3 separate regions of the Mus musculus genome follow, and regions 2 and 3 are each linked to region 1. Evidence: chromatin loops called from intact Hi-C (ENCODE). Cell type or tissue: heart. All regions are shown on one strand.

Evidence for each region. Hi-C counts contacts between places; a loop is a spot of excess contacts. Peaks named below come from ENCODE experiments on the same cell type or tissue, not always from the same donor. Only the 100,000 strongest peaks of a DNase experiment are listed, where the experiment ranks them.
Region 2: it touches region 1 in a loop (2.0-fold over the local background); 3 of 42 quality-filtered maps call a loop at or near these places.
Region 3: it touches region 1 in a loop (8-fold over the local background); 16 of 42 quality-filtered maps call a loop at or near these places.

Annotation. Positions count from the first base shown.
Region 1 is chr1:89,520,977-89,528,976 of GRCm38, forward strand. The region is part of intron 1 of Agap1 (ArfGAP with GTPase domain, ankyrin repeat and PH domain 1); the gene reads left to right. Among named protein-coding and RNA genes, the nearest start is that of Gm41914, 56 kb to the right of the region's middle. In heart, CTCF peaks have their summits at 3,633 (motif pointing left) and 5,086 (motif pointing right); DNase peaks (open chromatin) are centred at 3,625, 4,282, 5,045 and 7,834; H3K27ac peaks cover 798 bases.
Region 2 is chr1:89,940,379-89,948,378 of GRCm38, forward strand. No RefSeq gene overlaps it. Among named protein-coding and RNA genes, the nearest start is that of Gbx2, 13 kb to the left of the region's middle. In heart, CTCF peaks have their summits at 219 and 3,056 (motif pointing left); DNase peaks (open chromatin) are centred at 203 and 3,023; H3K4me3 peaks cover 2,033 bases; H3K27me3 peaks cover 5,321 bases.
Region 3 is chr1:89,340,131-89,348,130 of GRCm38, forward strand. No RefSeq gene overlaps it. Among named protein-coding and RNA genes, the nearest start is that of Gm41913, 44 kb to the right of the region's middle. In heart, CTCF peaks have their summits at 2,891 (motif pointing left) and 4,598; no DNase peak of the experiment used is centred here.

The sequences.
Region 1 (8,000 bases):
TGGTGTCTCATCACAGCAGTGTTAACCCTAGCTTAGACTGGGTGTGAACCAAGGGAGGTTCGGAACGGCAGTGATGGACTGGTTAAGTGATGATGACTTGGCGGTGGGGCTGGGGAGTGGTAGCTGAGAAATCCCTTTGGGAGAAAATAGGAGTCTAAGGATTTTTGTTGAGCTCTGAGTGTGAATCAGTCCAGAGCACTTCTAGACACATTGGGTGAGCTCTTTGGCTGTCTTTTGGACATTTAATCTCAGAAACCTGTTTCCTCTTGTCGGCTAGATTAATCCTACTGTGTGTAGGAGGCCCAGCCGTGAGGCCTGAGGTCTGTGAGGTTGCCAAGGAGACCTGTACACTGGGAACCTCATGGAGAGGCTGGAGGACAGACTGGACTGCTGCTTCTCAAGTGCAAGGCACAGCTGATGTTGACCTCTGATGGACTCTGCAGTCTGTGAGTCCCAAGCCTGTGCAGGTTGAGGTTTCTGTGCTGTAAGCAGCCTATCCTGAGCTCCGGCCTCACAGCCCTTCCTATGTGTGCCGGGAGCAGGAGGCTGGCCAGGACGCTGTACGAAGCAGTTTTGATGTGTGAGCAAACTGACCACTTGGAGGTGTGGCACATTCTCTCATCAGACCACATGCCCTAGGGAGAGGTCCTCGGATCCCTTCAGGGAATTCCGTCTCAGCTGTTGTGGGCTGGGGATCAGCAGCTTTCTCTGGGCTCCTGTTGTCATTCACTTACTGTGCATACCCATGAGTGGACAGCTCGAGAAAATCCCCGAGCTGGATTCAGAACAACCAGGGCCCGGACATGAGGTCCACGCTGCGTTTACTTGCCCCGCTCGGCCTGTAGTTGATCCTTGTGCTGGCGAAACTGGAAAGGCTCACTAAATCCTTGCTTGCTTGGAAAAGCCAGTGGCTTGAAATGAATAATTTTGAGCCATTAGTAGAGAAAACACATTACCTGTATATAAACCTGACAGTAACAGAATCACTTCTGTCTCCCTTGTTAACCGAGCTTGCTAACCTGCTGCCTGCTTTGTATATTCGCAAAGCCTCCTGGGTGGAAAAGGAGAATCCAGTGGAAGGGTGAAAGATCCTTGCTTGAGCTCCAGACAGCTGGTGAGTGAAAGGCAGCCAGAGACACAGCTGTCCTTGAGTTGCGCTTCTGCCAAGTCAAAATAACAGGTATGGGGTTGAGATTCCGAGCTCAGCCTGTGCAGTGCCTGCTGTGTGCTAGGCCTTCTTGAAAGGGCGAAACACACCCTTTTGTTTTCAGTCCTTGCCGTGGAGCGCTGTCCTCTGAGCACAGTGTGGGTGTCACGGGAACAGCCGTGGCTACGTGCGAGAGACTCTCAAGCCATGACTCCTTGACAGGCGGCGTTCCCTCAGAGTAGGAGAGGTGTAGGGAGGCTCATTGGACCCTCGGCTGAGCTCAGTCACACTCTTTTGCACTTACTGGCCAGTTATATGTTAATTCTGGCTAAATTGCACGTGGTCTGGGTGAAGTACTGTAGACGGTGGAATGTTAACTGCGAGTAGGACTCCTATACAGCTATGGGGAAGCTGTCATCCATGCTGGGGCCGAGGCTTCCTAGTGGCAGCTGCTCCTGGAGATAACCCCTCTCCCGTGCTTCCCTTAGTTCCCGTTGGGCTACAGTGGAATCTTACTGTGTGGTTTTGTTGTTGGTACCCTGTAAGGGAGAGGGGGTTGAAGACGATGCTCTGTGTCTCCTCGGAGAGAGTTCCCACAATGGCCCTGTAACAATCTATTTTACCGAAGAGCAGCTTTGTAGCTGGGGTTTGTTACTGCAGCCAGCAGCTTGAGGGTCTCTGTGAAGCATGCTGGGGTGTGGTGGGTGGGGTAGAATGAGGTCTGGCTGCTGTGACTCCTTTCCTGTGGGTCTCAGGAATGGAAGTAGAGCCATTTGATGGAGGAGGAACAGTAATTTTCTATGCACAGTTTAGTTCTGCTGATGTTTAATGAGAACTTCAGGGAAGGTGCCCTGGAAAAAGAGAACACTGGGGCTCCACCCCTCATACCTGTCTCTGTGTGGTCTTTAGTCCCTCTCAGGCTTCCTTTCATTCTCCATGATGAGGCACTGGTGTCTCTGACCAATGGCCTCTCCGCATAGCAAGATCTAGGTACAAAATGGTCATTGGATTTTTGTAGACCCTCCAAAGGCCACACCACCAGGAAGCTATGTTCACTGATGTGGGGCTCTGGAATTCTCTTGTTTGGCCAGTCTCTGCATTTCCTTTAGCCCACAGGTTGTCACCAGTGTTTGCTTTAACTTCCTCTTACGGCTATCTCAATTCGAGATTGCCAGCCTGAGCTACAGATCCATCTTGCCACAGATGCCAGCCCACCGCCACAGGCTGACTGCAGAGACTGCAGTGCCCTGCTGCACAGTGCTGGGGAAACTTGTTGCTGAGGGGATGTTTAAAGACTCTTCCAGTGGAGACAGCTCGTAGGCGGCGTGTTTTCCTGGCTCACTCCAGAGTATAGCTGGCCCCTCGGCAGTTGGTATTTCCCAGTGGTCCATCGTCCGCTCCTCTTCTACTGAAGTTCTTTACCTTGGCTTTCCAAGCCTCCTTTCCCTGGGAGGAGTGGCCATGGTCTCTGTGGGAGCAGAAGCCTGGCCTTGGCCCTGACGGTGCTTGGGGCTGTGATGGCTGGGGAGGCAGCGCCTTCCCTCACCAGGCTGAAGACAATTGGGAATAGACACAGGGTGGGCAGAGGCTTCCGAGCCCTAGAGAGGCAGTTTTGTCTTCTGACTGCTGTCAGTTGTGGTCAGAGGAAAGGGGCTTTGAACAGTGGAGTGGGAGTCAGCCGCTTTTTTATCTTTGAGGGTCACTGAGCATCTAGAGTCAGCCATCTCTAGCTGTTAGCCCCTTGTTTACCTGCCCAGCTCTGAGGTGGCTGGCAAGCTATGGGCTACAGCTTCAGTCCTGCATGCTAGCTGAGTGCCTCACCCTGCAGTGGATGGCAGAACTTTTGCAGGCTTGCATGCTGGAATGCACACAGCCAGCTTTTCCTGACCCCTCTGGGTTTGTGGTGAAGGGAGTCATTGAAATGGGTGGGATAATCCACTCTTCTCAGAGGTGGGCTGCTGATGACCTCCACAGGCCTGAGAGTCTAACTTAATAAACAATGGCTTAAAGTCTTACGATGAGTTGTAGTGGTATTAGTGAGGTGTGTTATTGTTTGTTTGTTTGTTTTTGTTTTTCGATCACATTTTACTGCTTTATTTACATATTAAATATTTCTCATGAACTTTGCTTTATAAAACTGACAAAGATTTTTGCCTCATTAAGCAAGCTGTGTTTGCTGACTGTAGCATAAACACATCATCACCATGCAAACAGACATACATTTAAGTGCATATACTGTGAATTTTTGGCTTTTAGGCTTTCAGACTTGTTTATTCAGGTAGTATAAAAAAAGAGATGAGGCACATTCTTAGGGGAATTTTAAGAGTACACATAGGTTAAATTTTTTGTTCTGCGGTAATTGTAGACTCATGCTCAGCAAACAAGGCGATTGAAGCAGCAGGAAGGGAAGGAAGTGAGTAATCTAAGTGGATAGTGGGATCTTAGACTTAGCTTCTTGCTCGCCTATACTGCCCCCTGCTGGCCATGCCAGACTTTGCATTGCGGATGTATACTTAGCAGGAAGGGGATCAGTTGTTTCATACATACACACCATAGGTGATCTCTTTCTGTGATCTTCCTTTCTTTCCCAAGAATAGAAATGACTTTCAGGTCTTCTGTTCTGATATCTTAAATGATATCTTGGTCTCTTCTCTCTGCTCTTCCTACAGCTAACCTCTGGGATTATTTCCTGTCCAGGGTTCCATGAGATTTAACCTTTTTTTTTTTCTTTTTCTGTTTGAAAGAATTGAGAGAGTGATTAGTGCATTGTGAGCTGCTAGTTCTTTTTCATTTTATTTATTTATTTTTGAGGCAGAGTGTCGTCGTCCCCCAACCCCCACCAGGCTAGCCTTGAACTAACTCATGCCCCTGCTTCTGCCTCCTGAGTTCTGGGCTTAAAGGTGTGAACCACTAAGCCAACCTGCTAGTTCTTTATAAAAGATAGAAACATGATTATAAGCTCCTGAGTGGAGGGGTCATTTCCCCCATTGGGGAGCAGTGGGTGGAGTCAGGACCCAGGTCAGCTGACAGGAAGGAGGACCCAGATGAGATAGCTCAGATGTCTCCAGAAAGCAGGAAGACTTGGAGGGGGAACAAAAGGCTTGTAAGGGAGCCTGCGTGGTTACAGCACTAATTTCTGCATGGCCCCGGTTCCCCACTGACTGCAGAAGAGCAGGTATCTTGGGAGGATGTCCCCGCCCACTAGAAATGCTGATAGAACCCCTGTCCAGGATGCAGAGGTTGTCCGTCCAGGAAGGGAGTGAGGTCCAGGTCCCGCCTTCCCCCAGTGGTCACTGTTGTCTGCTCCTGTTCTGACCTGGCTTTGAATCACTCATTTCTTTATTTGTGACCGAAGCGATGCTGTGGACATTTGTTGGTGCTGCTGGTTTTCATATTTTCTATTTGTTCAAAGCATGTGTTTATAATCGCATCAAGTGTATCATTCTCTCTCACTGTCTTCTCCATCTTTTGTCTGCTCCCATCTTCCCCACTCCTGTACCTGCTCCTTCCAAGTAGCTCCCCTCCCACTTTCATGGCGTGTGTGGAGGTGTGGTGTGGTGTGTATAACACCCGTGTTCTGCGTGTGACAGAGAAAAGACAGTATTTGTCTGTCTGGGTCTGGCTTACTTTACTTATTATGACAGTCTCTGGCTCTGTCGGTTTTCTTGCCAACACATACTTTATTTTCTCTTTATGGCTAAATAAAACTCCTGTGTGTGTATGTACCACATTTCACCCGTTCATCTGCTGCCAGACGCTGGGCTGCAGTGAACAGCGATGCGGTAGGCATGAACGAGCAGCATGAACGAGCAGGTGTCCCTGCGGTGTGCTTAGGCCTTTGGGTAGATTCCCAGGTACGGGTGGGTCATGTGATCTTGCCAATTGTTTTAAATTGAAGCCAGGTTTTTGGTTGACTCATTCTCATCAGCCACCAGTAGATGGAGGGAGTGAGACATGCAAACAGAGTGCTGTCCCCACTGCCCGGAGTCTGTGACATCCATCCCTAAAGATGTGTGTTCATATTGTTCCGTGTGGATGTGCCCGAGTGTGTGTAGCTGAAAGAACCCAACGGAATTAGCTGTTGGTAGTAATATGAAGCGGGAAAAGCCATTTATGAAAAGTTTAGTCATCTTTGAAAATTAAGGAAAGTGTATACGTTTGTTTGGTTTGCAAACACTCATTTTTTTGGTAAGTCAGCAGCAGCCAGAGTGGACTGTAGAAATACGGTGGAGAACCACGGGGTTGGTGGTGTACTGCTAAGTACAGTTGTACATCGAGGGTGGGCACCCCTCCTCACCTGGTAGTGGTCTCCAAAGTGGTTGGACAGTGCTTGGGCACACAGTGGAATACTGCAGTCCTGAGGGGACATCATACTTTCAGGGGTCACTGTCTTAATCTGATTTCACGTTAGTGACATGGCAAGCTGGCCATGAATGCTGAGAATCCAACTCTGCCTGAGGTGACTAGACAACTCCAAGGTCAGGGTGCCAGCCAGGACACCTGGGGCTGCAGACCCTTTCCTGTGTTCCTCTGTGTTCTCAGCTGATACATGCTTACACCTGGGTGGGAGGAGCTAGGCAAGCGCAGGAGGTTAAACTTCTTGGAGTCCTTGGAGAGGGTCTGTGGCTCAGACCAGAGCCCTCTGGGCCTTCAGGATCCATGTGCTGAGTCCCGGAGACCTCCTTCCAGGCTGAATTGTGCCCAGCAGATATGAGACACCTAGAATTGTGTCTCTGATGGACTCCAGGCAATGCTTGTTGGTCCGGGTGGGTGCAGAAGGAGCTGGGGTTCCCACTGGTGTACTTGCCAGGCTGGTAGAAGTAGATGCTAGTGTTTCTGATGAGTTTTGAATGGCAGGGTTCTACAGAGAAGGCACCTTGGAGAACATATTCCCTCCTTTCTTATTCCTTAGTCCTAGAGAAGAGATGGATGGTGACTGTCAACTGAGACTCTGGACTGGGTTGTGACACTCCCCATGCTGGGTAGAGGGGAAGTTTTAGGGATTAGGTCATAAAGATGGGGCTGGTTGGCTGGTGACTGTGGTGTTAGCACTGGAGGGGCTGAGGCAGGAGGAACCTTTGAGTTTTGGAGTTTGAGGGGAGCTTGGGCAGCATAGTGAGACCTCCTTTCCAGAGCAAAACTGGCAGAGTAAGGTGAGTGTCCCCACTCTCACTGTGATGCATAGTGAGGACAAAATGCTCTCTAGTTTGAGGCAGTGATATTCCCAACCTGTGGGTCGCAACCCCTTGGGGGATGGCCAAACAAGCCTTTCACAGGGGTTACATATCAGATATCCTGCATCTCAGATATTTATGGTATCATTCATAACAGTAGCAAAATTACAGTTATGAAGTAGCAAGGAAATACTTTTGTGGATTGGGGGTCGCCACAACAGGAGGGACTGTATTCAAGGGTCACTGTATTAATGGTCCCAACCTTGGGTAGTTTGTGAGTCATTGGCTTAAGGGATGGCCTGCCATTGTCCATGGTGTCCTGGATGACACCTGACCTTGGATGTAAGCTTTCAGAACACCTGTGCATGGTCAGGTCACTGAGTCTGTGGCAGCCCGTGCAGACCGAGTCAGCTCTGTGGGGAAGGGATGGGAGTGAGCAGACTCCCGTAGGCCTTGGCCTCAGAGGGCACCTAGATGCCAACGAGGGCCTCAGCACTCATCACTCGCAACGCAGTTCCTGGAGATGCGGGCCTAGGTGACTTCACTCTGGATCAGGACAGCCATGTGCAGGGCCTGATCTCAGGCCACACATGGCGAAACCCTTCAGACCACCCAGCTTCTCTCATCTCCCAGACGCTGTTCTTTTCTGTACTCTGCCCCTTGTCTCCCAGGAGAACGGAAGTCCAGTGCAGTGTGTCCCATTCGGAGTACCTTCTTTCAGCAGCTGGGGAAGTAGCCAGTGTGTGCACATACAGCAGGGCCTCAACTTGCCCCGTCTCACTGCGCCGGGTCATTCATCTTAGACTTGCCAAGCGAGCACAGTGGCCTCAGACGCCCATGCTTACAGAGCTGGTGTAAGCTGGCAGGTGTTTTTGTGGAGCTCCATTGGCCCTCTGGGTGTGTCACAGGTACTGAGTAAGGTGGCTCAGGCAGGTGACCCTGGGTCCTGCAGTCAAATGTCTTGATAACATGTTGCTTCTACTGGACCCAACTGGCAGCATCTTTGCTTTTAATTTTTAATGTTAATTAATTTAAAAAGGTTTTAAAAATTAATCGAGAGCTGAAAACACCTTCAAGACCCCCTCCTAACTCAAGGCTGTAGAGAGCGGCCTGCAGGGTGCTCCTTTGGGCCACACTTCCCTGGTGCTTCCTAGGATAATTAATAGGTCCGGTTTGCTTTCCATGCGTGGCCCATGCAGAACAGAGGACGATCATACAATGCTAAGTTTCAGGGAGTTTGGTGGTAGTGCTCAGAGGACTTGAATTTGGACAGCATGAACCATGGAGTCCCCCAAATGGTATAAGCCATATACTACTGGTCATTATACTTTACATGGCCCCCCAGCAGTGGGTAGGAATATTGGGGGTGTTATCAGATGCAATCACATTGTGCTTTGGGACATCTCAATGCAGCCTGGCGAGTTGGAACTTTTTCCTGGGAGGAGTTCAGAGTTGCTTCTTTCCTCCAGCAAGCAGGGTACTCCCAGCTATGTGGCGAGGTCCAGGGGAGAGGAGAAAGTCACATCGTGGCTCCACTACTGGCAAGCTATAGGAAGCTGCTAGCCTTGGATAAACCTTGAATCCCCAGGGATAGGGTGGAGGAGGTGGGGCGATTATACTTGTTTATAGACAGACCGGAGAGATGGCGTGTGCTTGGTCCCACCGCATTCCTCTTTCTG
Region 2 (8,000 bases), 420 kb after region 1:
GGACTCCTGCTGTGCTCCATACTCCATCTCTCCTCTCCCCAGCGCCACCACCTTAGTGCCACCCTGTTTGGGATGCCCGAGAAGGGAGGAGGGGAGACCCGGTGAGTGAGGCGAGGGGCGGGGCCGGAGGACCTTGGGAGGACCGAGTTGACCCTGCCCACTTCTCTGCCTCGGGTTTGCTGTGGTCACGTGACTCTGACTCGCCTGCGCCCCCTGCCCGCCGCGGTGGGAATCAACCCTCAGGGAGTCAAGGAGAGAAGGGCTCTAGCCAAGGCCGGGCGAGGCTCCCAGTATTGGGCGCACACTTCCTTTCCACCCGAACATATATTTACCTGTTCTCCTCCTCCACTTTTCTTTTCTTCTTCCCTTTTCTTTTCTTTTTCTTTCTGCCTTTTTCCTTTCTTTCTTTCTTTCTTTCTTTCTTTCTTTCTTTCTTCCTTCCTTTCTTTCTTTCTTTCTTTCTTTCTTTCTTTCTTTCTTGAAAAGGAGCAAACATTCCAGTTTTAATGCGGCTCAATTATCTCGTTTACACGACGTAAAATGTTTCTCTTTAACTCATTTCAATCTAGTAAATATGCTTCAGCAAGTAGCTAATTTTTCAAGGATGGCTTTGCCTCGCCATTTGCATATAAAGCGCTTTGGGGCCTATTCTTTCTCTGAGAAGGGGGGGGGGGGAGGAGAAGGTCGCTAGCAGTAGGCCCTCCTCCTCCAGGTAGAGCACCTGGGTTTGGTCTCAAGAAGGCGCTGTGCCTGGCTGGGGTGCCTGGGGAAAGGGCAGCTTTCTTCCCTCTTTTCTTCCAGTGAGGCCTCTGGCCCTGACCAGCAGGTCCCAAGGAGAGGGCGCCTCCCCCACTTGGTGCCACCAGGCAAGTGAGGGTCGAGGACACATTTATCCTCAAGTGCGTTTATTAAATCGAATCTGGAGATGGATGGACGTGGATAGCAGAGAGGAAATCACAGGGCTCAGTTGAGCAATCTTCTGGCTTTAAATTCCGAATAAAAGTCTGGAATATTCCCGGGTCAGAGGGGCACCGTCTCATTAAAACCACTCTCGTCCCGAAACTGCAATGCAGGCATTAAAGTGCAGTATTTTTCAATTAGAGCTGACGAATTCAATCAAAATTCCATAGATTAGGATGAAATGAGGCATGGGTCATTTACAGGGGAATTTAATTGCCGAGCCATTAGACAAATAGTATATTTGCCATTCCCGCGTTATCCATCATTTTCGACATCAATACCGGGGCCGCATCTCCCCGTCCCGCGGCCGCCCGGCGTCGGCTGTAAACACTCCCTTCCCCGTATCTTCTGATTATATCTGATTTCATTTAGGGCCATGGGGGATTATAAATGTTCACGCAATCAAGTTCATTAGGACTTCAAATCGCATTTCGGTTTAGGGTGGCTCCGCCACTGTGCTCTGAGCTCTTCCCCAGCCCCAGAGCGAAGCTCGCTGTCATCCTCTGCAGGCGCAAGCGTCGCCTCCTTTTGTCTTTCTGACACCCTGTTCCCAAGGCCTGGGTGCAGCTGGGACACCCCACCTCGCAGATCGAGACCACCGGAGGGTCGGCCGGACCCTTGCACCCCAGACCCTCCAGCAGGGGCTCTGCAGGCTTTGGGAGAGCACCTCAGCCACTCTCATCACAGTGTTGCCCAGTGAAGCCCCCTCCCCGCCCCCACGTCCTGGGGCGCTCAGGAGCGCAGCGCCTGGGATGCGCGATCAGAGCGCTCCCCGCGTGTTCGCAGAGCGTGAGTGCGTACAAGCTCCGCTTCTCCAGCTTCAGCCGGCGCCGCGGGGAGCGGATGGATCTCCCAGATCCGGAGCCCTACGAATGCAGGCCTCTGGGCAGCCCCACTGACACTAGGGACACAGACAGGCCCTCTCCCCTCCCCCACAGCCTGGTTTTTTTTTTTTTTTTTTCCATTCCAAGGACTCCGGTGGAGGCGGTACCCAGCCGAGCGGTTCTCAGTTCCTATTAGCAAACCCGGGAGACAAAGGGGGAGGCTCTTCAGCGACAAGAAAGGCTCAAGACATCCCTTCCAGCGCAGTTGAAAAATAATAGCTTAATATTAACGGCTTCTCATAAAAATATACTTTCACAGAGATACAGTTACAAGAAGAAAACCCTCATTTTATCCCCGTGTTTTGCGCTCATCGCTGTTAGCTGCCTGAGTAATTTAATTGGAATAGAACGTGAGAAATGTGTCATTTTTGAGGAACGTATGCATCACTTCCTAGAAATCTCATTGTGTTAACTAGGAGCCTACTGCGTTCTGTTTAGAAGCCGTAATCACATTTTTATGTGTCTGTATTACTCGTTAATGTGACCTCCTGTCTTTAGCAGATTAAAACAAATGTTCTCTTCATAACAACTGCATCAAACTCAGGCTTACATCAGATACACGGAAACCCTGCTTTTCAGACTCACCAACTTTTCTTCAGAGCAGGGAAAGGAAATCTGAGGGGGTTGGGAAGCGCCTACCAAATGAATAATTACACACCAAATTAAAACCCGGCATTAAATGCGCTCAACAGCAATACTGCGCTCTCAATTCTGTTTACTGCTTACAAATTGCATTACAAAAGAATCTACTCTTTTTATTGGAGTGATTAAGCAAAGAGTCTTAGGACTGCAGAAACACGATTCTGGGAGATTAGATGGGAGCTGCAAGCCCAACCACTTACATTACAATGGGGAATGTATAATTTTGTTAAAGCACACGTTTAACACACAAATGAGGATCGGGCCGTCATTATGGCACCATAAAAAAGTCAACTGAAAATCATATTTATTTATAAACACCTCGCCTATACAACGTGCATATTTAATACAAAGGAATCAAGCAATTTCACAATCAATATATTAAATACTGATTTTTAAAGTTGCACCCCGCGATTCTATAGGGTACTTTATGGAGCTATCATTTTTCCCCGGACTCTCTTTCCTTCAGCAGGTAGGCTAAAACGCTTGGTGTTGTCTTCCTGTCTCCACTGTGGGCGGAGAAGGCCGGAGGGCCACGGTGAGAGAGTTTGCTAATGGCGCCACCTGCAGGACTCGACGAGAAGGACGTTCCCCGATTCCGTAATCCTTCACAGGACTCTGGGTTTATTTCAGTGTAGCAATTGAACTAAACAATTGAATGTTAGGTCATCATTGAAAGACCGGAACATTCAAGACAAACCCTAGAGTTTTCAGAATATTTTGATGCCGGTAGACGATGCTTAAGTCCTGGCGAGAAGATGGTGGTGTTGACTAGAACGGACTTTGTAGCTACAGCTAGAAGATTTTCCTAAAGAAATAATTTACCTTTGAAAAAGATTTATTTTTATTCTCAATTATGTGTAAGTGTGGAGTCATGAGTACAGATGCCCCTACAGGTTTAGAAGAGAGACTGGGACCCCTTGGAGTTACAGGCAGTTGTGAACCACCAGACATGGGTGCGGGTGATTGAACTTAGGTCCTCTGCCTGTGCTAAACCACTGAGTCGCCTCTCTGCCTTCTAATTTAGTTTTGAAGCAATGGGATAAAAGAGCCAATATTCCTAGCCTGTCATGTGGTCTTGGGGGCAGATTTTAATAGCCAAAGAACACTTAACATCCCAGGTTCTAGGGACTGAAGAACTTGTTAGATACCCCCTAGTGGATTGGGAGGGCTGGGAGTTTGACACCAACTGGTTCTCCAAGCCCGTATTTCAGGAATAGCAATTCCTGCAGTGGGTAGGTGTTCTCTGCAGAAGTTCAACAGCCTACCCTCCTTATTCCCCCAGCATGTGACTGAGGGTTAACTCAGAGGCTGGGAATTTGATTACATACAGCTGCTGAGATTAGCAGGCCCCTTAAATCTATAGAGCCTATGCTTTTCATTTCTCTGCAGTTCGTGTGGAATCCATTATTACCTGTCTTTAAATTAAACTGACACTTACACTCTACCCTAATGCTGCACCCAGAATTTCAAATGAGCAGACCTCAGAGTGCCTGCTTGTGTACTCATTGTCCCTGGGCTCTGGACTGTGTCGAAGTCCAGCTGTGACCATTTCCCTCTGTCCAGCGGATGCGACACCTGCAGAGGTCCATCTCCTCAGGGCTGATGGTAGAGGAGAACCGTGCCTGTGTGTTTCAGAGTTCAACATGGTTAAATAACAAGCAGTAACCAGACGTAGCTGATAGAAGTCGGAGAAAGATGTGCATTTTTTCCTCCTTTTTATACAAGTAGCAAGTGAAAGTATCTCTTCCATATGAGTTTGAGACCAAATAAATATACCATTGGAAACTCAGTGTTAAGGGGCTAGAGATAAAGAGGGCTCAGTGGTCAAGAGCATGTAGAGTTCTTGTGGATGACCCAAGCCTAGTTTCCACCCCAGCATCAGGTGGCTCACAACTGTACCTCCAGCCTCAGATGATGTGAAACCTCTGGCTTCCAGGGGCACTGGCGCCAGCACACACATGCATATAACTGACAAATGAAATAAGTCATTTGAAATAAAATAAGATAAGAAAACAAATGTTAAGGGTATAGAACTGACGTTATTTTCTGTACTCTAGAAAAATTGTGTTGAATGTGAGCTGTAATAAAGGGGAAATAAGAGACATAATAATAATAATGATAATAATAATAGTAATAATAATGATAAACCAAGGTGTGTTTTGATTGTTGGAGGAGAAGCAAGGTGAACCAGCCTCATCCTACAGGAGCTCGGCTTTGGAAGTTTACCGCAAGTGAATGATAGTCCCCCTTCCTTGCCTCCCTACTCTTCCTGTTTTAGGTTTTAGCCTCTGTCTCTTCTTCCTCCTCCTCCTCTTCTTCCTCTTCTTCTTCCTCCCCCTCTTATCCCTCTTTCCTTTCTTGAAATAGCCATCAGAAAATTCATGTCAGTTTTGTTTTGCTAAAACAAAGCCAACTCCTAGCAATGCTTCAACTCTGGAGACCGTGAGTGGGTTCCATCTGATGTGGGTGGTGACTGAGTTTGTGCCAGACATGCATGGCAGTTGTCATGGACTCATTTAGACATACAGGCATAGGATTTATTCGGAATATTATTTGTGCATCTTGGAGCCTAGGAGAGCCCAGGTGATTGACAGCTTATTTTCTGGCCATCGTCCTGCAGCCATGATGTCATGCTCTCCAACGGTCAGGTGGAAGAGGGGAAATCTCCCCGTTGTCTGGAGGGTTAGTTTATCGATGTCATTGCTATGCATGGGTCTACGCAAACTGAGATGGTTTGGCTATAGGTCATAGATACAGTGAAGTCACTGCACATGGGTATGTGCCCTCCACATTCAACAGAGAGAAAGCAAGAGAGGCAGCTGGAGGGGGTAGGACATCACAGAGCTCTTTCTCTCCAAGCTCTCCTTTCCCTGCCCGGTTCTCAACTGTCCTAATCCTGAAACCCTTTAACACATTTTCTCAGGCTGTCCTGACCCCCAACCGTAAAATTATCTTATTGCTACTTCATAACTGTAATTTTGCTACTGTTATGGATCGTATCTGTGTTTTCCGATGGTCTTAGGCGACGCCGGTGAAAGCGTTGTTCTACCACCAAGTGGATTGTGACCCCAAGGTTGAGACCTGCTGGTGGATAAGTTGCCCAGCTTTATTTGGCTCTGAGGTCCACGGGAAGCTAGGCAAACACCTGGCTGGTGATGCATCTGAGTCCAAGTCCTGCCTCCAGCCAACTTTCAAGAACCCAGTTCAGTAAGTGAATAATTGTCAGGGGGAAAATAAAGCGAAACCCAAGCTCACACCAAGCTGGAACTAGCAAATGTTTGTGAGGGCACAGAACAGTCGGTAACCTGGGGTCTTGGTGGCAACGAGGAACGAAGCTGTGGCTCAGACTACAAAAGCTGAAGGCAGAGCCACTGCCTGACCCAGCGGTCCCACTGCCAGGGATCTAGCATTGCCTAGGAGACAAACTTCCAGGCATGCCTGTGAGGAAGGTTCTAGAGCGAGTTGATGTGGGGAGCCTCAGGCTAGATGTGAGTGGTACCCTCCCACGGCATGGGGTCCTGCGTTGGATGGAAAGGAGACCATGAGCTGAGCTCCGGTATTTATCCCTCTCTGCTTCCCAGGATGCACGGGATGTGAATGTCACCACCCCCTCATGATGGAATGAATCCACTCTAATTGTAAATCAAATAAACACTTTCTTCCTTAAATTGTATCTTGCCAGGTATTTGATCAAAGCAACAAGAATTTTGTTTTTTGTGTGGGGGTTGATGGTGTGGTGGTCTAGATAGGTATGCCTCCTCCCGAGATGTATGTGTTTAAATGCTTGTCCCATAGGGAGTGTGACCAAGCCAGCTCAGTCAGTCAACAGGGTCTCAAGGGAGGGAGTGAGGACTGAAAATAAAAAGACAATTAGGCAACATTATAACATGACTCCAGCCAGTGCTGAGACTAAACCGGGTTTTTTTTTTCCAGTCTGCTTTTTTTTTTAATTTTTTTAAAAAGATTTATTTATTATTGTATGTAAGTACACTGTAGCTGTCTTCAGACACACCAGAAGAGGGAGTCAGATCTTGTTACGGTTGTGAGCCACCATGTGGTTGCTGGGATTTGAACTCTGGACCTTCGGAAGAGCAGTCGGGTGCTCTTACCCACTGAGCCATCTCACCAGCCCTCCAGTCTGCTTTTATATCATTCTAGGTATGTACAAAGAATATGGTCAGTTCTAGGTCAAGGAACAGACAAGGCAATAAACAAAGTCCCATGGTGTTCCAGGAACTGAGATGATCAGGATCTTGAGTGTACTTCTGTGTCCTGGACCAATGTCAAATTCTTGCCAAATTTCTAGACTTGGCCCCAAAATCTCTCCACAGGAGTGGCCTTGTTGGAGGAAATGTGTCACTATGGGGGTGGGCTTTGAGGTCTCATATATAAGACTCAGGCTACACCAAGGGCAGAAGCTAGCCTCTTCCTGACTGCCTACAGAAGAAGGTCTCTTTCTGCTGCCTTCAGATCAAGATGGAGAACTCTCAGCTCCTTCTCTAGCACCATGTCTACCTGCACACCACCATGCTTCCCACTATGACAATAAGGGACTGAACCTCTGAAACTGTACGCCAGCCCCAATGAAATATTTTCTTTCCTAAGAGTTGCTGTGGTAGTGGTGTCCCTTCACAGCAATGATTCCCTAACTAAGACAGGCAGTGCCGTGATAGTTTAGAGCTACACCTGAGCATTTCCTAAGGTGCTGTGGGATGGAGAGGGTGGCTGAGGGTGTGGCCACAGAGAGGACGAGCACTCGCTCTGGTTTCCAGAATTTGATGAGGTCTGGGCTTCTGAGTCACAGCCAGGGTTGAGCTTCTCTCTCTCTGCTTCCTAATATTATTTGCAGGAATAGAAGGAAGTATTCTTTATCTGGGCTGGATCCTGGGCCTCAGTGAGACTTAGGACCAGCAGAGACATGTAACGTGTTAGTGGGGACATCGAAAGGCTCAGAATGCATAGAATGCTCAGACTGCTGATTCTAAAGCTGGTGGAGAGCTGCCTTCTGTTCAGCAGCTCGCCACCCTAACCTAGTAAGAGGAGTGCACATAAGCAAGTTGCAGTTGACTTCTTCGAAATAACTGTTCTTCTGGCTGCTTCGTGAGGGTGTCTGGCTCTGAATCCACCAGTCACTGTAAGCCGCTCATCACTGTAAGCCGCTCATCACTGTTCAGTGAACGGAATCCCATCCCAGCACAAAACAACCTCCCCAGCTTCCTCCAGGACTGCAATTCCTCACCTGCTCTCTGGTTCCTCATGTCTGTTCAATGAGGTTCTGATTCCGTGGAGGCACAGACTAAGGTCTCCTGGTCTGTCCTAACTCTCTCCGGAACTACCTTCTTGCAGCTGCAGTGTATGAGACCCGTCCCTTGGAGAGGATGAATCGCTCTGCCCCATTGTGCCTGGCACTTTTCCTGCACCCTTGCCTTTGTTAAGATTTCCTTTTTTTTCTGGGGGCTAGAGAGATGGCTCAGTGGTTAAGAGCAGCCAGTGTTTCTCAGCCATTTGGTATTC
Region 3 (8,000 bases), 180 kb before region 1:
CTTTTGTCCCCAATAAAGCCTTTGCTGTCACCTGCCCACAGGACCACAGTGTGGTCTCCCCAGGCAGCCACCTCTTTATCCCTAGTGTGTGTGCTGGAGAGAGGGTTTGACCAGCTCAATGCCGAGTACACTGGGGACTACATGGTGAAAGCCACCAACCTTCCTCTAAGAATAATGGGGTTCATAGCATTTCTCAGGGGCTGGGGAACAAGGGGAGCTTGCTCCAGAGTCCTTGGCAAAGGGTCTCAAGCTTTCTTCCAGCTCTTGATTTTTTTTTTGTAGTTTTAAGTCGAGGGTGCTTCTGTGGGAATGGAGACAGAAGAGCTGAACCAGCCACCCTGAGCTGCAGCCTGCCTGGTGCACTGGTCCCCAGTTTTCATTCAGTAAGACTTGAGGGTAAAAGGAAAGGCACAATAGGGTGGCAGCTGTCGCGTGCAGCCTGATACCAGGTGTACATTGTGTTTTTCTCTGAGACTGTATTCCCAGGTTCTGCGATTGTCTGCCTGCCTTCGAACAGGAATACCGGATCACATACCCTGCCTCCACAGCAAGACTCCTGGGGTTCATTCTCCGAATCTTCCCACACAATAGGGACAATGGGCCCTTGTCCTTTGCACCTCCAGCCTTCTTAGCCTACCCTCAGTGACTCAGAGATGCCACAGACTCACTCCACTTAACCCAGACCCACGTGTGCTGGCTGGACACACTTGACCCAACCAGTAAACGTTTCTGCTCTGAGTCTTTTGGATTTCAGGTCACAGAGACTCACCCACTGTCTGTCTCTCTCCACCACCTCTCCCAATACAGATGTTTAGGAAGGAATCAGAGACTTGCAAATGAAGATTTCAAATGATAAAAAAAATGCTGTGAATTTAACAACTTTGGGCTATCTCAATGACTCAGCAGTCAGGTGCCATCTCAACTCTCAAGTAATCACACAAAGACACACCCCACTTCTGTAATCTCAGAAAGACATGCCCCCTCTATAATCTCAGGGAGACACACCCCCCTCTGTAATCTCAGGGGGATGTGCCACATCTCTGGTTTTGCTTCCTCAATTCACATAACTGGCTGTGGGACTTTATATGAAATCATGGGCACCTGGATAGAGCTGTTGTCTTGTTCCCGAGCCCTACACCAAAGGCCACACAGCACAGTTGCTATCTTGAGTCAGGTATCCACTGAAGAGCTAGCCCACTTCAGCCAGCAGGTGTCATGAGGAGCACGAAAGGGAAGAGAGGACAGTAGAACAAACACTGAGAGGGGTGGGCACACTGTGGCGGGCACACGGTGGCAAGAACAACTCCTCCTCCTCCTCCTCCTCCTCCTCCTCCTCCTCCTCCTCCTCCTCACATCCTACCAACCCAGTCTGCATTCCACACCAGTCATTTACACACAGCTCTCATCTGGCTTTTTTTATATGTTTGTGTGTGCAGGTGCACACCTGTGTGAATGCATATGGAGGCTAGAGGTCAACTTGGGCTGCCAGTCTTCAGAAGCCATGCATCTAAATTATTAGGACAGGGTTTCTCTCTCTGTCCTGGAACTTTCCAAGCGAGCTAGGCTGGCTGGTCACCTTCCACCTCCCTAGCACTGGGATCCTAGTCCTGTATCACTGCACCCAGCTTTTCAACATGGGTTCTGAAGATCAAACTCGGACCCTCAAGCTCGCAGAGCTAGCCCTTTACTGACTGATCCTCTCCCCGCCTTGTAAATAGCTCAGAGAGGATCAGTCGCCCTGAAGTTCTCCTAAAGCTCTACACTAGGGCCCTCTGTGCAGTCTCTGGACAGGTCCAATTGGGAAACTGAGGCTTAAACACATCTTCCAGGAAGCACCCTTGTCTGTCACATCCACCAAGGACTAGGCTCTGCCATCTGAGCCCTTCCCAGTTCCAGGCTCACATCTGTTCAGTGTAAGGGAAAGTTTGTCCAATGCCACTAACATGGAGGTGAAGAATTCCCAGTACTAAGAGGAACAACTTCAATATACATTTATTTTTAATTATTTTTAAAAGAATAATTCTTTTTTAAATATTATTTATTTTATGTATATAAGTATACTATAGCTGTCTTCTATACACCAGAAAAGGGCATCAGATCCCATTACAGATGGTTGTGAGCTACTATGTGGTTGCTGGGAATTGAACTCAGAACCCCTGGAAGAGCAGTCAGTGCTCTTAACTGGTGAGCCACCTCTCCAGTCCCTCAGGATAATTCTTAATCTCACTTTTATGTTTTTCCAAAACCATGTCCTTGTCTGGCTTTGTAACACACTCTCTCTCTCCCCCGCCTTGGTCCCTCCCTCCCTCTCTCCCTCTATCCCTCTTCCCTCCCTCCCTCCCTCCCTCCCTCCTCTCTCAATGTGCACTTTTTCTATCTCTCTATATCCTCCTGACATAGGGATTCTTCAGGATGAGTCCGAGGGGTTTCAAGAGATTTTTAATTGTTTTAATCTCTATGACAAGTGTCATTTGTTAACCACACTGTACAAATCGATGAGGCAGAATATTCATGCAAGAAGGGTGGTGTTTTCAAAGGAGTTTCAATAGAAAAACAGAAAAAAAAAAGGAAGGAAGGAAGGAAGGAAGGAAGGAAGGAAGGAAGAAGGGAGGGAGGGAGGGAGACAGGGAGGGAGGAAGGGAGGAAGGAAGGAAGGAAGGAAGGAAGGAAGGAAGGAAGGAAAGAGAATAGCTCCTGCAGACACATATGTGCACTTGCAGAAGTGCACACATGCGTGCACACACACACTTGAACATCCCTGAACACAAATACCCATAGCAAGAAAATATTTTTATAAGGGTTGGAGAGATGGCCCAGGTTTGACTCCCAGCACCTATATAGCAGCTCACAAGCCTCCAGTTGCAGAAGATTCGTCGCCCTCTTCTGGCCTCCAGAAGTACTACATGCGTGTAGTGCATAGACACAGGTAGGCAAAACACCCACACATAAATTTAAAAGAAAGAAATCTTTTTTTCTTAAGATTCCACTATTTATATAAAGCTTTTTTAACATTCAAAAGACATATATAATACCCTGATTCATCCATACAGCATGAATACCACCTTAAATTACATTTAAAGAATCACTGTTCACTGTACACATCTATGAAAATATATCCAGCCCAATCAAGATATATAATTAATTGATCTGTTAGCTAAAAATAAAATAATCCTTAAGTCCTTGGGCCCAAGTACATTGCTATACTCTATACTAATGTATAGAGTTGGCTGGCTCAACAGGGAACTCACCCAAATCATGGACCCATGAGCCTCACTGTTTTTTGCTTTTTAAGCATAAAACCCACATCCTGGGTTGACACAGTTAACAATATTGGTTAGCAAGAAGCAGAACAACAGAAGCCCAAAAGCAAGGTTAGTATATTTAAGAACTTTCCCAGCCACATCCTGGGACCGTTAACTTAGCCTTTGTCTCTGTTTTGGCAGTGGACTAGGTCTTTGTTTCTGCTTTGGCAGGCATTGCTGCCGCCATGCTGTGTTCCAAGGCCTGCAGGGGCTTTTATCATGGTGTCAGTTGTGCTAGGGTCTGGAGGGCCTGTTACAATAATTAAAATTGCTACAAGGGTTCTCTACAGTTTTTCAAATTACCCCAATTTTAGGTACTTTTAGTATCTCCTATATCGATTTACTTCCTCTCTGGCCAAAAGCAGTTTTGAGAGAGAAAGGTTTGTTTGACTTAGATTTTCTCATCTCAGTCTATCACTGAGGGAAGTCAGGGCAGGAACCTAGAGACAGGAACTGAAGCAGAGGCCACGGAAGAATGCTGTTTATTGGCTTGCTCAGTCTGCTTTCTTATAGAACCCAGAACCACCAGTCCAGGGGTGGCATCGCCCAGAGTGGGTGGGACCCGGGTGGGACCCTCCCATATCAATCATTAATCAAGAAAATGCCCCCACAGACACGCCCACAGGCTGGTGTAACGGAGGCAATCCCTCCATTGGGGTTTCCTCTACTTCGTGTCAAGTTAACAAAGGTTAACCAGCACATCTTAGTGCTTAGTGGAGTCTTGGTGAACTTCAGATAAAAAAAAACAAAAACAAAAACAAAAACAGAATTAACTAATTTACAACAACCAGTCAACAGATTTACCCAGGTTGAGCATGGAGTGTAGCTCTCCCATCTTGTCCAACATGAAAGGCCACGCTCACATCCAAGTGACATTTCTCTTAAACTTCATTGACTGTCCTACTAGATACTGGACTGGGACCAGTAATCAAAACCCATTTGGCTTCTAAAAAAAGGAAGTGGAAAGTGACCCACAAAGTTTGTCTGTGTGCGTGTTACACAGAGTGGGCATCAACTCCAACAAAGAGATGCTTCATCTCACCTGCCAGACTGGGCTGATCAAGAGGTTAGAGGGAGTCCTCACTGCCAGCAATAAAGATCAACATTCCAAGACCTGTCTAGTAGCCAGCCTTACACGAGACTGTCTGTGTGCTTAGGGGTTTGGCAGCCTTTGCCTTGCTGCCTTGCTGTCTGGAGCTGACCATGATCTGTGAATATACTTTGCACAGGGCACAGGAATTACTCTCCTTAAAGGGTGTGGACAGTGTCACTACCCTGTTTCGCCTTGGGTGGCGCTGTTGTGCCATTGCAGAGGCTGGCAAGGCTTTACAGGTTGCCGTGGACCTCTGGAGTCCAGGAAAGGAGTGGCCCTCATGGCTGGGATGGGCTGGAGCTGGCTTGTCTCTGCTCACACAAGCCAGTTACAACACTGATAAATGAAACACTGCCAGAGTTTTTGCGAGCCAGGTGCTCGGCCATTGGCAGCTAGAAATCAGCACAATGAAAACTTCTAAGCCACCAGACTCAGTCAGCAATGCAAAGCAGTCAAGAGTGTGGGATTTGAAGCCCTCCCCTGAGGAAGACAATTCTGGGATCATTGTTGCATGCTTGCCAGTGGTGCTGGATCATCCCTTGGCTACCCAGAGTACCCGACAAGTTTACCTGATTGTTTTCTTGGGCTGTTGAAGAGGACCTGATGTCCCAGATGATAGCCAGGGCTCCATCAGAAGTTAACTCCTCCAACTGGTACTAGGAAACAGGACTCCCTTGTGTAAGACGTGGCTGGGATGGATGGTTGTGTCTTAGTTTTCTTTCATTTTCTAGGTTGTCGATCTGAGGGTTGGTGGAATGGCCTGGGAGGCAAAGGTGCGGCTGAAGTGAGTGGCTGATGGGGCCAATGGATGGTCCCATTCCTGGAGTGGAGGTGAACTGCTGAATGCTTAAATGACAGCCAAGGTTCATTATGGACAAGATGATGGCTCATGCATCAAAGATGGATTGAACCCTCCTTACATAGTCTTGGATTTAACCTCACCACGAAATCCACCCTGTCTCTGACCCCAGCACATGCTTCTGTTCACCTAAAGACTTTCAGCTAGAAAACCAAAAGCTTCAAGGAGCCACAGACTGCCAGGAAGTGGTGTGTAAATAGCCAGTGATGTGTCCAGGCTGTTCCTCGATGTTGCTCAGAGTTCCAAGCTGCTGAAGGTCAAGTGCCATTGGCTGAGTAAGACAGTCCTGTTGGATTTCCTTCCTCTTCATCTCTCTCTCTCTCTCTCTCTTTTTTTTTTTTTTAGGTATTTTCCTCATTTACATTTCCAAAGCTATCCCAAAAGTCCCCCATACCCTCCCCCGCACTCCCCTACCCACCCACTTCCACTTTTTGGTCCTGGCGTTCCCCTGTATTGGGGCATATAAAGTTTGTGTGTCCAATGGGCCTCTCTTTCCAGTGATGGCCGACTAGGCCATCTTTTGATACATATGCAGCTAGAGTCAAGAGCTCTGGGGTACTGGTTAGTTCATAATGTTGTTCCACCTATAGGGTTGCAGATCCCTTTAGCTCCTTGGGTATTTTCTCTAGCTACTCCATTGGGGGCCCTGTGATTCATCCAATAGCTGACTGTGAGCATCCACTTCTGTGTTTGCTAGGCCCTGGCATAGTCTCACAAGAGACAGCTATATCTAGGTCCTTTCAGCAAAATCTTGCTAGTGTATGCAATGGTGTCAGCATTTGGAGGCTGATTATGGGATGGATACCTGGATATGGCAGTCTCTAGATGGTCCATCCTTTTGTCTCAGCTCCACACTTTGTCTCTGTAACTCCTTCCATGGGTGTTTTGTTCCCAATTCTAAGAAGGGGCAAAGTGTCCACACTTTGGTCTTTGTTCTTCTTGAGTTTCATTTGTTTTGCAAATTGTAACTTATATCTTGGGTATTCTAAGTTTCTGGGCTAATATCCACTTATCAGTGAGTACATATCCTAGGCAAATGGTTGGACCTGGAGGGCATTATCCTTCCTCCTCATCTCATGGCTTCGTTCTTCACCTGTGTCTCCTGGGACCACACACACACACACACACATACACACACACATTCCTAGAACTGGAATCCTGACCCCAATCCCAGAGGCATTGGACTACCATTTCTTTACTGACCTGTGTTCCTGAGTACTTGACCACCTGTATCCTCCAGTTCATAAAGGAGCTGGAACTTCTCAGAGACAGAGATGGCAAAGCACCACTTGTGGGGTGCATCAGACATCAGAACCTAGGCTGGATGTTGGCCTCAGTATCAAACACTCAAAGACTTCTTCCAACCCTAAACCCTTTAACCTATTTTTAGACTGAAGACTGAGTAGAGGACCAGTGTCTGGAGGGCTCTGTAAGAGTTTTCAAGTAAGCACAAAGTAGGCTGATCAGTACAATGAAAGCTTTTGTCCTCGTCCCAGCTCTGATAGCTATGAGGACATTTATAGCCCACTATTTCCTTCTCGATAACCCATTTTAAAGTAAATCTGAGATATCTCATTTTCCTGTGAACTGTTCCACTAGGTATCACCCAAATGTGATCTCCTGAAAATAACAAGACAAAATTGTCTATTAAAACACACAGCCAATCCCATGCTTGTAGCAAAAGATTAAAGCATTTCCATGAAACTAGGAGGGAGCCTAGAGTCTCAGGAGAGATGATTAAAAAATGTTCTAAAACCAGATTGTGGTTAACAGTTATAGCTTTGTGAATATATAAAAATCACTAAAGTATACACTGTGCATGGTTGGACCATACACCATATGGGCTGTACATAAATATGGAGGGCCTATGAACTACCTGGAAATGGAGACTCCAAGTGTGAGAGGATTTGCTAATGTCCTTGTAGATGAGGGGTCACTGTGAAAGGAGGCCTTTGGAGACAGAGTAAAAGGAAACAGGTGCCTCATTCTTAAAGCCACCAGGAGCTTAGTCCAGCCAACAACTGGAATGAGAGATCACAGAAGGAGAACTCAGTCAGCCCTCCCATCCCTCCGAACCAGTGTAGAGCCAATAAATGGGAGAGCTGTTTGGGTTTCATTTTGATTTGGAGTCTGAGTCTCACTGTGAGAGCCAGGCTGGCCTGAAACTCCATGGATCAAGTGATCCTCCTGCCTCAGCTGCTCTCAAACCCCCTGAGAAGTTTGAAATATAGCATGTCCCTCTGTCCCTGGCTAAGCATATTTTAAGGTACAGTCTTCACAACAAAACAAGAGCAGAGGACGGATGCAGCTGACTGCTTGGTGGCCTGCCCTTTCTGTCGTCTTTCAACAGACCTTCAACAGAGGTCTAGGAACCCACAAAGAATTTTCAAAGGGGAGGCAGGGACACGCATGAAAGCTCACTTTAAAGGGACGGTCCACAGCATCTACACTTTGAAAACATGCAAAGTGACACTTGAGAAATTAAAAAAAAATAGGAGGAAAACAAGCTTTGTAGTCAAGGGGTGAAGGGCAGGGTAATTACCATGAAATTTAAATATTCTACTAGCCAATGTTATAAAAAAAAAAAGTGATGAAAATCAAACAGAAATAGAACAAGCTGAAAGATGTGTCTAAATCTGAAAAGTCCAAAAGTTACCAGAGAAGACGCATAAGAGGGTATTAACATTTAAAAGAGGAACCATACAAGTGTATGGTGTGTATGCATGAGAGTGTGTGTGTCTGTGTG